2 separate regions of the Homo sapiens genome follow, and region 1 is linked to region 2. Evidence: chromatin loops called from intact Hi-C (ENCODE). Cell type or tissue: heart left ventricle. All regions are shown on one strand. Links, peaks and the distances in the headings refer to the core of each region. The heading gives the core; the rest is flanking DNA.

Evidence for each region. A loop is a pair of places that touch in the nucleus more often than their neighbours do. Peaks named below come from ENCODE experiments on the same cell type or tissue, not always from the same donor. Only the 100,000 strongest peaks of a DNase experiment are listed, where the experiment ranks them.
Region 1: a loop joins it to region 2, with 11 times the contacts of the local background. A loop is called at or near these places in 67 of 110 quality-filtered maps.

The regions. Positions count from the first base shown.
Region 1 is chr21:38,122,172-38,130,151 of GRCh38, reverse strand. DSCR8 (Down syndrome critical region 8) reads right to left here. Exons shown (of 3, transcript NR_026842.1): 2 at 7,741-7,840. Among named protein-coding and RNA genes, the nearest start is that of DSCR8, 4.7 kb to the right of the region's middle. In heart left ventricle, for the core only: a CTCF peak has its summit at 3,271; a DNase peak (open chromatin) is centred at 3,301.
Region 2 is chr21:37,708,271-37,716,250 of GRCh38, reverse strand. It overlaps KCNJ6 (potassium inwardly rectifying channel subfamily J member 6), which reads left to right. Exons shown (of 4, transcript NM_002240.5): 3 at 1,120-2,040. KCNJ6-AS1 (KCNJ6 antisense RNA 1) reads right to left here. Exons shown (of 8, transcript NR_183540.1): 3 at 5,808-5,937; 4 at 50-2,015. Among named protein-coding and RNA genes, the nearest start is that of KCNJ6-AS1, 190 kb to the right of the region's middle. RefSeq lists a silencer at 3,869-3,918. In heart left ventricle, for the core only: a CTCF peak has its summit at 3,922 (motif pointing left); DNase peaks (open chromatin) are centred at 3,910 and 4,942; H3K27ac peaks cover 1,234 bases.

The DNA of each region.
Region 1 (7,980 bases), core at 1,564-5,563, 410 kb before region 2:
TGCCCAAGGAGCTTACAACAGTGTGAAAAAAATAACTCAGAACAAAAGATGCAAAGAGACCAAGCCCATAATTGAAGAAACAACACAGCAGGTGTTCAATTGTGCAAATTAAATTATATGCATGTCAGTTAGTCTTGTTCAGTGGGACTGATTCATGTCTCTTCAGGCTAAGGTGCTCAGGAACATTTATATAGAGACAATTAAATTTAAACTGGACTTTGAAGGATGAGCAGCTTTTGACCAGGTGCAGAGGGAAAGAGAAGGAAATCCAGATAGGTAAATAGCAAGTCAGGGCCAAGAGAAACAAATAACCCAGTTTGTTGATTTAGAGATATAAGGGTGGTAAGGAAGAATACTCATTATAGAGCAGGATATCTTGGGCTCTAATTCTATGGCTGAACTTTGTCAGTCCAGTCGGTCATTCTTAAGCAAGAGATAACCCCACAGAGCCTCAGCTTCCTAACTGTATGTGCAGGTAGTAGTTCCAGCCCATGCAGTGGCAGAGAGGATTCAATGAGATTTCTTATACATCATGCAGAAGGCAACAGAAGCCTCTCTGTCCTTTGAATTCCCCCATCCCATGCTCTGGGGGAAGTTCAGCGACCACCCCAAGATTTCTGCAAGTATCCAATGGCTTATATGATTACTTTCCAGTCTCAAAACCTCTCTCTCCAGGGTCTTCTTCTCTCTTATGTCTCTCCTTTCCTGAGTTCTCTTGGCTCACATTGACCCAGCTTTGAGTGCCATGTGCAGAATGCCACAGTAATCAAGGATGGGAACACATGGAGTGTGAGTGTTGGAGGCAAGCAGAACTATTTGAAAGTTATTGCACTGACTGGGTGTACCAGTTTCCTAGGGCTGCCTTAACAAATCACCACTAACTGGGTGGCTTGAAACAGGAGAAAGTCCTTCACAGTTCTGGAGAGGCCTTCTATATGAAAGCATTTGCAGGGTTGGTTCCTTCTGGGGGGTGTGAGGGAGAGTCTGTTGGGTGCCTCCCGCCTAGCTTCTGGTGATTGCTGGCATTGCTTGACTTGTAGACACTCCAACTCTGCTTCAATCATCACATGGCCTTCTCCCCCTGTGTGTCTGTGTCTAAATCTTCCTCTTCTTATAAATATACCAGTCATTGCATTAGGGCTCACCCTACTCCAGTAAGACCTCATTACTTGATGATATCTACAAAGACCCTATTTCCAAATAAGGTCCCATTCCCAGGGTTAGGACTTGAACATATCTTTTGGAAGATGCATTTCAACCCACAACACTGAAGATAATCTAATAAAAGTCTGGAGTAACAACCATCAGTTATATAGGAAAGTTGGGAGACATGACAAGGTGTCCTGAGGACAAAATCAATTCATCCTCTTGATGTGACTTTGAGTGACAAGAAGGAGAATATGATGATGGTAGATTTTGAGCTTTGTTGTGTTTATAAGTGACAAAAATCCTGTGTATTACTTGGCAAGTGCATAATACTTTCTCCAGTAGCTGGTGCAGTAGTATCTAAGTTCCATGAACAGAGAAACAATTTTGCCTTGTGTCTACCCTTAATACATAGGCTTTCCACAAAATGTATGCAGGAGAGAGAGGAAAGGATAGAGGTAAGGGAGGACAAGGTGAGGTTAGAGAAGAAGGGATGGGGCAAGGATGGAAGAAAGGTGGGAACTTAGAAGCTATGATGGTTAAAGAGATTCACATTTGAATCAGAAGATCCACCATCACCAGTGTGGACAGGCATCATCTAATTGATTGAGGGTCTGAATAGACCAAAAAAGTGGAGGGAGGAGGACTTCTCTGTCTCTCTCTTTTTGAACTGGTCCATTCATCTTCCTCGGCCCCCAGACATCAGAGCTACTGGTTCTGGGCCTTTGGACTCCGGGACTTAGACCAGCAGCTCCCTTGGTTGCCAAGCCTTCAGACTCAGACTAAATTGAACCCTCAGCTTTCCTGGTTCTCCAGCTTGCAGATAGCAGATGGTGGGACTCCTTGCTCTCTGTAATCAAATAAGCCAGTCTCCTCCTACATGTATTTCTGTCCTGTCTGTTTGTGCTGCTCTAACAAAACACCTAAGACGAGGTAGTTTATAAAGACCAGAATGTTTATTTCCCACAGGTCTGGAGTCCGGAAAGTCCAAGATCAAGGCTGGCTGGTTCCATATCTAGTGAGGGAATGCTCCATCAGTGGTGTTTTTTGATGGTATCCTTATGTGACAGAAGGCTGAAGGGCAAAAGGGCCTAATCCATTTCTTTCCAGCCCTTTTATAAGGCACTCATCTATTCATGATGGTGGAGCCATCATGGCTTAATCACTTCCCAAAAGGCTCCACTTTTTAATATCACCTCAATACGGATTAAGTTTCAACATGAAATTTGGAGGGGACACATTCAAACCACAGCACTATGTATATCCCATTGGTTCTGTTTCTCTGCAGAACCCTGACTCACACAGAAGGGGAAACCATCTTCAGAGTAAATAAACATTTGTTGTCAACAATGCTTTGTATATATTCTTGATTCCCAAGAGCCAGCTGGAAATATGCTACTAGATCTCAGGCAGATCTTTCATATCCTTTTGGAATCTGGAATACAAATGACATAAACAATGACAGAGCTCAGAAGTGGAGACAGGATGGTAACAAGAGGTTTGGGAGTCATTTTTTCTCACCCCTCTCCTCCCTGGAAGAAGGATGAAATGAGATCCTCGCACACAAAGAATTGCTGGACGTTGCTGCCTTAAGTCTTGCCCATAGACAGTGTTGACAGTACAGGTGAAATGCACTTGAGTTATGGGACTTTCAAGCCCCTGCGAATCCTACCTGTCCTGTGGATGTGTGAAGAGACCCACTTCACTATTCTGCTTCCCCAAATCTGAGAAACAGAAGTAATAAAGTCACTGTGAGTTATTTATTTTTCATTGCCTCAGATGAAATTGGACTGTGAAAATACTTAGAGACTTCAGATTTTAATTGTGGCTAATTACATACAGACTCATAAAAATAGCAAAACAACCCCTAAGGCCAAATTAGAGGAAGGTGGAGCTGCATTTCACAAGGTGAATTTACTAATCGTATTCACGCTTTGTGTCTGCAAGCCGCATCTGCTTATTACCTAGCAAAGACAGGTGTGTGGGGATAAAGGGGTGCTGTAGGAGAGTGAGTGGGCTTCTATTCTAGCTTCTGAGGCATTCCAAAACAGAGGTCAGCTTGCTAATTTTTTCCTATGAAAAGTACAAACTGCAGCAATGAGACCAGAATGGCCTATGCAGTGTTCTCACCTAGAGGGCGCCAAAGGGCAGACCAACAACCCTCTCACCCACCGAGGGAGCCGACCGAGTCAGGAGCAGGTGGGGAGGTGACTTGCATTACCTATTTCACCATCATTCTGGAGTTCAGGATGTCTAGAATCACCATTCTCCCTAGCATGAAGTTGTCACGTGTGTGTGTGTGTGTGTGTGTGTGTACACACAAACACAATATATATGTGTATTATTTTGTATATATGTGTGTATGATATTGTACACATATATATTTTTTAAATTTTCATTTTTTAAAATTTCTGCCTTAACCATTCCAGAGCTGGGTACTAGACAACTAGGGCCATCCCTAGAGCTTAGAGCCCACCAGGATGATTCAAACTAGCCCATCCTAAGCTGCTCACCTGCCTTTCCCGCGAAACCTCAGTAAAGGTTGAATGATTTCCTGAGCTCCTGCCTCCTGCCTCCTGACCACTCTGGTGTTTTTTCCCGTGTGGTCCTGCGTGGCATGGCGTGCCTCCTCTTTGTAGGACCTGTGAGTATAATACTCTGTCTTCCTGAGCCTCCCCTGTGTCTCCTCCGTGGCTGCATGTGACTGACCATCTCATAAAAAGAATACAAAACAGCCATGTTCATTATTATTCAGCAAATGAAATAAATCTTTTTAATGCTTATATGCAAAATGCTGCAGATAATTGTAGAAAATCAAATACAGATGAAATCCTGTCAAGAAACTCAAAGTCTTGTAAGAAAATAAAACAAGCACACGAATGACAAGGTCGAAAGTGGTGAGTGCCAGAAACAAGCACAAAGTAAGGGCTGTAGAAGGAGCACCTCTCACTTATGTTTCTTCTGAGCCATGAACTAATCGCTTGAGACATAACAGTGAGTTTGGAAAGAAGCACATTTCCTAGGTAGCATATTGGAAAACAGTATCATCCCTGAAGAAGCCACTGTAATAGTGGATTTCCAAATGATTTGTAATTTTTTTAAGGTTTTGTTCACTGATGGGTCCATTCACCTGTAACAGAACCTGGTACATAGCGGCCTTCAGAAAATATCAGTTGGGATGAACTAAATTGTTCTTTAAAATGTTCAATAGAAAAGAAATCTGTCATCTTCAAGTGTAATAAGCACTTATAAAATCCAGTAGTTACGCCCTCCCACACACAAAGTTTAAGACATTTAGCAGTGTTATTGAATTTGATATTTTACAAATGCCTTTAACCCTAGAAGAATGAATGATATGGATGCTTTGCAGCCTCTAACTTGATGAAGACCACCATAATGGATGTGTAACCATGTATAAGAATGTTCCATGTCAAAAGATAAATCAGAACAAAACAAAAAACAGAAAATAACAAGTGCTATCAAGGATGTGGAAAAACTTCTGCGCACTGCTATTGGGAATATAAAATGGTGCAGCCACCACAGAAAAGAATATGGTGGTTCCACAGAATTAAACATAGAATTGCTGTATAATCCAGGATCCCATTTTTTGCATATATAGCTCAAAGAACTGCAAGCAAAGATTGAATAAATACTTGTACACCTATATTCACAGCAGTATTATTCACAACAGCCAAAAGGTAGAAGCAACCCAAGTTTGCATCAACAGATGAACAGAAAAACAATATGTGGTCTGTTCATACAATGGAATATTATTCAGCCTTAGAAATTTCGGAAAGGAATTCCAAGACATGCTATTAATACAACATGGATGAACCTTGAAGACATTATGGTAAGTGGAATAAGCCAGTCACAAAAGGACAAATACCGCATGATTCTACCTATGTGAAGTACCTAGAGTAGTCAAATTCCTAGAGGCAAAGCAGAATGGTGGGTGCCAGGGGCTTACAGGAAAAGAGAACGGGGCATTATTGTGTAATGGGTACACAGTTCCAATTTTGGAGGATAAAAAAAGGTTCTGGAGGTGGATGGTAGGGATAGCTGCACAACAATGCAAATGTACTTAATGCCATTAGGCTGTACACTTAAAAAATGGTTAAAATGATACACTTTATGTTATGTATATTTTAACATAAGTATGTTATGTAATTTTTTAAAAACCAATTTTTTTTTGAAAATTACATATGTTTAAAACATATGTTTTAAAAATTACATATGTTATGTAATTTTTTAAAAACCAATTTTTTTTCCTTTTTTTTTTGAGACGGAGTCTCGCTCTGTCTCCCAGGCTGGAGTGTAGTGGTGCGATCTTGGCTCACTGCAAGCTCCGCCTCCTGAGTTCACGCCATTCTCCTGCCTCAGCCTCCTGAGTAGCTGAAACCAATTTTTGTAAGTTCCAGGTACACAAGAAGACTTATATTCTCATGTGTATTAACAATGGAAGTAAAATAATCAGTAGTTTGGTATCTGTTCCCCTCCTCCTGTGCAGTAAAATGGAAGATAAAAGCAACATTAATGTTCATACTTGGAATTATTAAGTAAATCCAAATTTTTAAGATTAAAAACAAGGGTAGACAAAAGTAGCAAATCTTGGCGAGCTCTGAGACAGAAATCTCTAAATCTTATATTAAGTGAAAAACTTCAATTTAAACAAAAGCAAAAGGAAACCCGAGTTGATGCAGAGACATTAACAGCTCATGTTCAGTTTCCAAAAACTGCCAAGTTGGAACTCATTGCTCTAATCAGCACCTACTAGGAACAAGAGACAACCTGCGGTTACACTGGTTTTCAAAAAGCACATACATATGTTTATTAGCTTGACGGGGGGAACACATATGTGAATACTTGTATTTAATATTTCCTAACCTTCTGTATAATGTCCACTTTAAGGAATTGAGACTAGCTCTGATTTTGCCCCCTTTGACTTTTAGGGTCAATAAGCTTTATTAAGGGCAATTTAGTGTCACAGGAAGAGAAAATTTATAACCCTGATCAATGAGGAATACAGAGGACACAAAGGTACATACATGTGATGGAGACCTATATCAAAAATGCTGTTATCAGTCAGAGTGCTGGCAGGAAACAGATGGTACACTCAAACCAGGCAACTGAGCTAAGGTTAATGAAGGCCTATTTACACAGGTGTGGGTGGGGCTATGGGAACCAACAAGTGATACTGAGACACCCATGGGCAGCACTCCCTGGAGAGCCATTACCTCCCCTAGGGCTAATGGGACTGTAAGGAGAGAGGTCACCGGACCCCACAGAGAGCTAGAGGAGACGACTGAGGGGTAGTGAGCTTCACACAGGAATGTAGCCCCTGCCGACTTGTGGCCTTGAGAGCTCGAGCATCCGTACCTCAACCATTCTGTCCTCCTGCCCCAACTTCCTCTGTGCCTCCATGGGCCAATGGGAAGCCAGAGGGTAACAGAGCCCATGTGGGGCTGTTCGTAGAGGTCAGTGTTCTGGGGTTCAGAACATGGTGGGGAGGAGGGCAGGGAGTCTGAAGGGTCAGACACAGAATGTCAAAAACATCCTTATATGTGGTTTCATCTAGTGCTCTTAAACCAGACTCACTAACCTACTGTGTTTTAAAATACAGCTTGCCAAAGTCTGTGTTAATATTATTTAACTTTGATGTGTATCTGTGATGGTTAGTTTTGTGTGTCAACTTGACTGAGCCATGGGATACTCCTAACAGGTTGAATGTTATTTCTGGGTGTATCTGTGAAGGTGTTTCTGGAAGAGATCAGGATCTGAGTTGGTGGACTGATTAAAGCAGATGGCTCTCCTCAATGTGGCTGGGCCTCATCCAGTCCATCCAGGGTCAGAATAGAAGAAAAACGGAGAGGAAGGGAGGACTTTTTCTCTTTGCCTGATTGAGCTGGAATATTGATCTTCTGCCCTCTGTGCTTCTGGTTCTCAGGCCTTTAGACCTGGGCTGCAATCTATACCATCGGCCCTCCAGCTCTTAGGCCTTTGACTTTCATCAGCTTTCCTGGGTCTCCAGCTTGCAGAGAGCAGATCATGGGGCTTCTCAGCCTCCACAATCACATGAACCAGTACCTGATAATAAATTGGTTCTGGTTTTTCCAGAGAACCCTGATTAATATACTATCTGTGCATTCACTTAGGAGAAACAAAGTCATTAAATGTGAAAAAAAAAAAAGAACTGAGTCACTCAGAAGAATCATACTATAGTTGCCCATCATATATTATAAAGAACAAAGTATTCTAAATTATTTACGAATAAGAATTCTATAAAGAAAATGACTGATTATCTGCGCTTACACAAAATATTTCATGGAAATTTTATTACCGTGCTCTTTTTTTTTTTTAATTTAACCATCATTATGTTGTGCATTCATCATCTGGAGTTTTTAGTTGTTTAGAATTCCCTGTTGGCAGCCAAATTCCTGTCTGGGAAAATGTATGAGCCAGCCTTCATTTTCCACGATGACTTTCCAAGGAACCATTACAATTAAGAGAATGTAAGTTACTCATCTCCAATAACTGTACATGAAGCAATATTCCGAGGATTTGTTAACTGTCTTTGACAGGAGATCATCTACTCACAGTAGGTGCTTAACAAATGCCATCTTGAATGAATGAAGACCCTTTCTCACAGTAACAAAGTTGGGTCCAGGCTCCTTCATTTTTGCTCAGCAAGATGAAGCTAAGGAAACAGGAAATAAGTCATCAACCAAATCATAGTAACAAATCGTTCTATTCCATTCTCCATAATTCACCCTTCAGTCCAGGGGAACACTAACAATTGCCCCTCCAGATACAAAGAAATTGCCTCCTCTGAAGACA
Region 2 (7,980 bases), core at 1,793-5,792:
TTACCTTGGCATTGAATCAACCATTAAAGTACAATGCATGCATACTTACCGACAAAAACCAGAAATGTTTTTTAAACCCTGAAATTTGGCCAATAGTTCAAAGAGCTTGTTCAAGACTCTTGCCCTAAACATAAGGAAAGTGACAAGGGAACAATTTATTACAAAAAAATATTGATTGCAAGTCTGTTACATGCAGGCACAGATCACATACATGGTTTTGTTTAACCTTATAACAACACTGTGAGTTGGGTATCATGATCAATTTTGTAAATGAGGAAACTGAGGCTCACGAATTTGGATAGTGTGTTGTAAGTCAGTTCAGGCTGCCATAATAAAATATCACAGAATGGGTGGCTTAAACAATGGACATTTATTTTCTCATCGTTCTGGAGGCTGGAGTTCAAGATCAAGGTGTTGGCAGGGTTAGTTTCTGGGAGCCCTCTCTCCTTGGTTTGCAGATGGCCACCTTCTCCCTGTGTCTCATATGGCTTTTCCTCTGTTTGTGTGCACCCCTGGTGTCTCTCCCTCTTCGCATAAGGATACCAGTCCTATTAGATTGGAGCCCCAACCCTATGGCCTCATATAACCTTTAACTATCTCCTTAAAGGCCTTATCTCCCAATACTGTCACCTTAGGGGTTGGGGCTCAAGCCCCATATGGATTTGGTGAGGACACAATACAGTCCATAACAGATATCATGGCCAAGAGCCCACTAAGAGTTGCTAAGTAGTAGAGCTAAGCCTGTCTGAATCTAAAGAGGACTCCTTCATCAGAGCTTACTGCCTCTCCCATGCCACAGCATCTCAGAGTTGGGAGGCATCCCTCTGTGAGAGCTGACTCAGTAGAACCTGCTGGCAGGGACACAATTTTGCAGCAATAAGCTCCGTCCTGGTGGGCAGGATGGTGAAGTACTTACACAAACTAGATCGAAGAGCACAGAAGTCCAAGTCAACTAGAGGCCTATCCAGATGGTGTGGAATAAAAATGGCTTTGTCTACTTTGTTTATAGCTACACAAATGGTATTTGGTTTCACCAGCCCATACAAAGTGTGCCGTTCCATTGTCCTCAAAGAGCCAGCCTTTCATTCAGTGTTTCTTTTCTTTTCTCCAAACCACCAGCTAACGTCCTGGAGGGCGACTCCATGGATCAGGACGTCGAAAGCCCAGTGGCCATTCACCAGCCAAAGTTGCCTAAGCAGGCCAGGGATGACCTGCCAAGACACATCAGCCGAGATCGGACCAAAAGGAAAATCCAGAGGTACGTGAGGAAAGACGGAAAGTGCAATGTTCATCACGGCAACGTGAGGGAGACCTATCGCTACCTGACCGATATCTTCACCACATTAGTGGACCTGAAGTGGAGATTCAACCTATTGATTTTTGTCATGGTTTACACAGTGACCTGGCTCTTTTTTGGAATGATCTGGTGGTTGATCGCATACATACGGGGAGACATGGACCACATAGAGGACCCCTCCTGGACTCCTTGTGTTACCAACCTCAACGGGTTCGTCTCTGCTTTTTTATTCTCAATAGAGACAGAAACCACCATTGGTTATGGCTACCGGGTCATCACAGATAAATGCCCAGAGGGAATTATTCTTCTCTTAATCCAATCTGTGTTGGGGTCCATTGTCAATGCATTCATGGTGGGATGCATGTTTGTAAAAATCTCTCAACCCAAGAAGAGGGCAGAGACCCTGGTCTTTTCCACCCATGCAGTGATCTCCATGCGGGATGGGAAACTGTGCCTGATGTTCCGGGTAGGGGACCTTAGGAATTCCCACATTGTGGAGGCTTCCATCAGAGCCAAGTTGATCAAATCCAAACAGACCTCGGAGGGGGAGTTCATCCCGTTGAACCAGACGGATATCAACGTAGGGTATTACACGGGGGATGACCGTCTGTTTCTGGTGTCACCGCTGATCATTAGCCATGAAATTAACCAACAGAGTCCTTTCTGGGAGATCTCCAAAGCCCAGCTGCCCAAAGAGGAACTGGAAATTGTGGTCATCCTAGAAGGAATGGTGGAAGCCACAGGTAAGATGTGTTCTATCCTGGGATGGCTGTGGGATAGATGCTCATTTTAAACTGGACCTGATGTTCTTATCTATTACAAGATCTAGAATACTGAACCTCACTCAATATTGACAACATCCCCTTGCTTCATGACATAGTATGCCTACATGTCTCACCTGAAGTATATCCACCAAGAAGCCTAACCATTTAGTTTTTTAAAGCCCTTTGGAAAATAAATTAATGAACAATGAAAAATCACCATGTAATATATTTTAAGTCTCCAAATATTTACCTAAATTAAACTCTGATCTGTCTCTAAAGCATGTTTTAAATGGCCTTAAAACATTGCTAATTTAAATACTTGAGGTTATTTGTTACCAAGTTAGAAGGAGGAAGTTAAGCCTTTCAAAGGAAGCCTGACAAACTGCTTTAATAAAAATGCAATTTCACCCATTCTTTGAGAGTCATTTATAAGGCCTATAGCATTGGTTTTTCTTTTGTATGAAGTGAGTGCCTAGTATCTCTCCACATTCAACCTGCTGAGCTCCCAGTAAGTATAAAGCTGCAGACACAGTAAATAACTCTAGCAGAAAAGAAAAAAGTTGAAGATCCATTCATCTTAATCCCGCCGGCCCTCCTGCTGTTAATGGCTAATCATTGGGATGTTTTAGGGAAGATGATCTGTTCAGGAAATAGAGAAAATGGTCTGTTTTTACTGACGTCTTCGCTCATGTCTGAAATTTGCACGTTACACATCCCAACAGCAAAGCAGGTTCTGCCCATGTTTGTATGTAACATCCCCCAAAACAGAGCCATCAGCTAGGACTCAAGATAACCATAGTGCCTCACGGGGAAAGTATAAACCAGAACCCTAATTCATTAAGGTCTTTATTGTTCTTTGAGGTAGTAATAGTGTCTTTGGGGTCCTTTTTCCTGATACCATCAGCCCTTTTACGCTTTTAAGTCTTCAGCTTGAGATTCAGGTGGTTTATATTGTCTGAAATTGCATGACCAGCAGGCTGGCCCCATGTTCTTCATCAACCTGTGACAAGTAACTTAATCCTGTGATCCCTTTTAGGGAAAAGCCATGGGTCCCATGTTTCTACCTCCCTGTACCCAACAGGCAAGGTCACAACCTCTCACAAATTTCTTTTACGGTGGTGGTGTGAAACTTTTGCTATAGGGTTTTTAAATGCAGCAAACAGTGAAAACGTGAGTAAAGGGCTTTGCATGGAGCTCAATGGTAGGAGCGGTCTCCTTTCCATAGAACAAAAGGCACAGGAACCTAATCGGAAAGTAGCTTTAAAGAATAACAAAAGTCACTGTTGCAAAATAAGACATAAGTGCTCCAGGTGTTAACAGGACTATCTGTACCTTGAGCCTGATTTGGGGGTGCATTTGTGTGGCAATAGTTGGGTGGGGAGGAGGAAGGGAGATAGAAGGGAGAAGTAGAAGGGAAGGCAGGGGAGGAGGAAGGGGAGGAAGGAGAGGAGGAGAAGGGGAGGAAGGAGGGAAGAGAAAGGGAGGAAGGAGAGGAGGAGAAGGGGAGGAAGGAGGGAAGAGAAAGGGAGGAAGGAGAGGAGGAGAAGGGGAGGAGGGAGGGAAGAGGAGGGAGAGAGGAGGAGGGGAGGAGGGAGGGAAGAGAAAGGGAGGAAGAAGAGGAGGAGAAGGGGAGGAGGGAGGGAGGAGGAGGGAGGGAAGAGAAAGGGAGGAAGGAGAGGAGGAGAAGGGGAGGAGGGAGGGAAGAGAAAGGGAGGAGGGAGAGAGGAGGAGGGGAGGCTGGGGAGGAGGGAGGAAAGAGAAATAATTCAAACAGGGAGCTGTCACTTTCCTACAGACCAGAAACTTCCCCAACCTCAGCTGAGCACAGGGACTCTGGATCCCCCTAGCGGCCACAGAGCTACAGCCTCTGACACTATGAACTGACCACTCAGGATGCAGTTTTTCTTTTCCCTTTTCACCATAAATTCCCCCAAGAGGACATGAGAGAGGGCAGTGTCTCCAAGCTCAAGAAGCAAAAACCACTGGAGACGTACCCTCTGGTTACTGATGCTAGTCTGAGCTTTAAATTGTGGGAGTTAAGCTTTGTGTTCCCTCAAACCAGAGCCCAATCTCTGTAAAATAAATGAATCTGGAATAAGCAAATTATCTTTGTGATGTCCCTGAGTCAGAATTCTCCCTGGGGCAGGCCCTGGCTTTCTGATGACAGCTGGTAATGAGTGAGCCTTTCCAAAGGGAGGAATATGGTTTTCTTGGTAATTAACAGTGATACTTGCCTCTGAGCACCCTATGGCCTTTCTACAGCTTTCATAGAGAAATCTGAGTAATTACCAGCAAAATCAATCCAAACGCTCACCCCATCCCTGGGAAAAGGCAACTGCTACTCATTTTCTTTTAAAAAATAGTCTTCTAATTTCTAGACTTGGGGGGGGGGTTCTAGAAAGTTCTGGAGGTGTCTGGAAACTGGAAGTGTCTTGGTCTTTTCCTCAGGGGAATCATACAACTCAGTACCCCCAGCACAGCTGCTCTCTTACGCTTCAGCAGGATACTGTTTCTTTGTGAATGAAAAGCTCAATTAGGATTTATGGGCATTAAACAGGCCCTTAGGGGAGAAAAATGCTTCAATCTCTCAAAACCACAGGAAAAAAAAATGTGGACCAAATGCACACTCGAGGAAAACAAATTCACAGGGATCTAATTATTCATTGTAGTGCTGGACTGGAAATCAGGAGCCGTGATAATAGCAAGCTGACACAAAACAGCTTCCCCTGCGCTCATCACTTCTTTCAACAATGTCGCAGTTGACCTTAACCTGCTGTGCTCAGTGGTCTCCACGAGCAGGCCTCTTCCAGGGAGGAGGGAAGGCCCACATGGCCACCTTCACGCGGTGCCCTCTTCCCTGTTAGGAAGCAGGCATCCTGGGCACAGGATGATCCCAGCGTGGTGTTTTCCGGAGACCGGAGTTGTCCCACAGGAGGCCACCTGGGTCCTTCCGTCTGCTGGGAGCTCAGGCCCGGTGCAGGCGAGTGGTGCTCTGTGGATGCACTGCCTTCCAATGCCAGCCGCATTGCAGGGTCAGGTTCCATTTTTAGAAAACGAAAGTGGGCTCCTTGAAGGCTGGAAGCGAGCCCCCCTTTCATGGCCTTGAAGGGACTGCACAAAAGACAGACCCATGCCCACGCAGAACAGCCCCGAGTCCTTTGTGAATGGCTTTGGCCTGGTCCCGCCTGAAGTCAGGAGGGACATGCCAGGCGACCTTTCAAGAACCTTCCAGTCATGTGGTTCTATTTTTGAAAATGAATCAAACCCTGGAAAATTCTGACACCAGCCACTCAGACATCTAGGAGTTGGCTGTGTCTCATCTGCAGATATATTTTTAAAGGGGGCCGTTTATGTTCCTGACACATGGGCGATTTTGAGATAGTGGTGTTTACAGAAGGTTTCATAGCTACGTAAACAAACGTGCTCAGCAGCTGTGGCCCATGTGTGTTAAAATAGTAAAGCATTCATATAGACTGTTATTTATAGAGGGCAAATGGGCCTCGAGGCAAGATGACAGCCACGCAGCGCTGGGCTTGCTGCCAGTCAGCCCCCACTACGGCCTTGCTGATTGACGAACTTCCACATTTACCCCCAGCGATTATACAACTGCGACAGGCAGCACTTGCCCACTCCTCGGCAAATGTGCTGGCAAGGATGAGTCCCCGTTAAGCCTTTTGGTTATTTTACACTTCTTTTGATGGAACCTATCAGACTTACACAAAAACAGACCCAGTAGTATCACTAACCTCTGTGTCCCCGTCATTCTGCTCCAGTGATTATCAATTCAGGGTCAAACTTGCTTCCTCTGTATCCCCACTCATTGGCTGCCCACCAGAATCACATCATCCTCATCTGCAAATATTTCGGTATGTGCCCCTAAAAGATAAGGATTCTTTTAAAAACATAGCTATCATACCATTATGACACCTAAAATAATGACCAATAAATTAAGATCCAACATCTACCAAGTGTTCAAACTTCCAATCGTCTCTTACATGTCACTGTTTTTTATATTTACAATCAGCTTGTTTGAATCAGGATACAAATAAGGTTAACACATGGTGATTGGTTGAGATATCTTGTAAGCCTCTTAATCTATGACTTCTTCTTCCATCTGTTTTTTTTTCCAATAAGTTTTTCTTAAAGAAGATAACTTCTGAAAGATTTAAATACTGCATAGAACACTGGGGAGAGTGGAGGATGAAACACACCAGAGAACACTTTATAGACAAGGAGGCAAGGCCAATTAATCGGAAGTTGCCATCTGGGAGTTAACAAGGAGGACAGCCAGTGTTCACTGGAAATAGGTGAAGGCAACCCATCACCCATCCTTCACCACAGAAAAGCTCAGTTCTGTCACTAGTATAGTTATTCCCAGGCAGAGAATTTTAGTCACATAAATCACACCACAGATCATAAAATTTTTGAGTTGGAGGGAATCTTTGCCCATTTCACAGATGAAGAAATGGAACCTCAACAAGACCCGTGACTTGGCTAAGGTCAAATAGCCACTAGCAGGGCAGGACCTTGAAAGCCACAGCCACCAATGGTGTTGTCGGGCACTCTGTGTTCAGTGCCCTTTGCACCATGAGTGCTGCTGATTCATGATGATTCGGCAGAGAAATGCACCCAGAAAAGACACCTGATATTTCTTTTCTTTTCTTTTCTTTTTTTTGAGACAGGGTTTTGCTCTCGTTGCCCAGGCTGGAGTGCAGTGGCGTGATCTTGGCTCACTGCAACCTCCGCCTCCTGGGTTCAAACGATTCTCCTGCCTCAGCCTCCTGAGTAGCTGGGATTACAGGCATGCACCACCACCGCGCCCGGCTAATTTTGTAATTTTAGTAGAGATGGGGTTTCTCCGTGTTGGTCAGGCTGGTCTGGAACTCCCCACCTCAGGTGATCCACCCACCTTGGCCTCCCAAAGTGCTGGGATTACAGGTGTGAGCCACCGCGCCCAGTCAACAACTGATATTTCATGTGCAGATGACTGGTATTAATGTGCCCTCAATTCTTTTCTCTCACCATTAGTTCTTCCTTTCCTTTAAGGTTCTTCTGTTTCCAAATGTTATCAATTCATTTTTAAATTACGTAGACATTGACATGAATTTTAAACAACCATGTATCAGAATGAGATGTACCACAAAACAATTCTGAAATCAAAATTAAATAAGCATTGTCTACAAAAATACCCCTGGAAGAACATGATGTTCTGTCAGGTCTGATTTCCAGGCACATTTTTCTTTACTGTAATCAAAAATGCCAATCTACCCTAGCAGGGGAGAATATGAGATTGCAGCCTTTGAAAAGATAAGACTGCTGAGGGTAAGCATCACCATGCTCTTAAACTGTTTCTAGTAATGATATTTCATAGCTGCTACATTTTTCAAATCTTATTTTTCTCCTTTTGATAATTTACTGCTGATCCCTCCATTGCCAAGCCATTATCTCCAATTTTACCATTTTTTATCTTAAGAGTTATAACCCCAACCACCCAGCCTGGGAAAAGAGTTAATTGGTGAGCTCTGAAATGCTAAGAACTTGGGTAAAACTCTTCATAGAGGCATCTTCCTGGAGGAATCTCTATAAGGAGTGATTTTTTTCAATTTAAAGACATATGGAATATGTTTTTCCTAGGTCAAAATCTGCCACCCGTAAATCAAGAAATCCAGCTCTCCTTTCTTTTTGAGCATTAAGTGTAGCTCATTTATTCAGGGCTTCCTTCCAATATGTCTATCTCATTATAATATATCCCAGTAGTATCATTGGCTGGCTGGGTAAAAACTGGTGACAACTGCTCCCCAAATATGGTAAACTCTCTATAATCCTCCACAGCTTGGGGACACTGTGTTCTGGTTCATCAGATGTCTTAACAATTGGATTTTGGATGCTATGGTGCACACATAGAGTCTTAACTTTTCT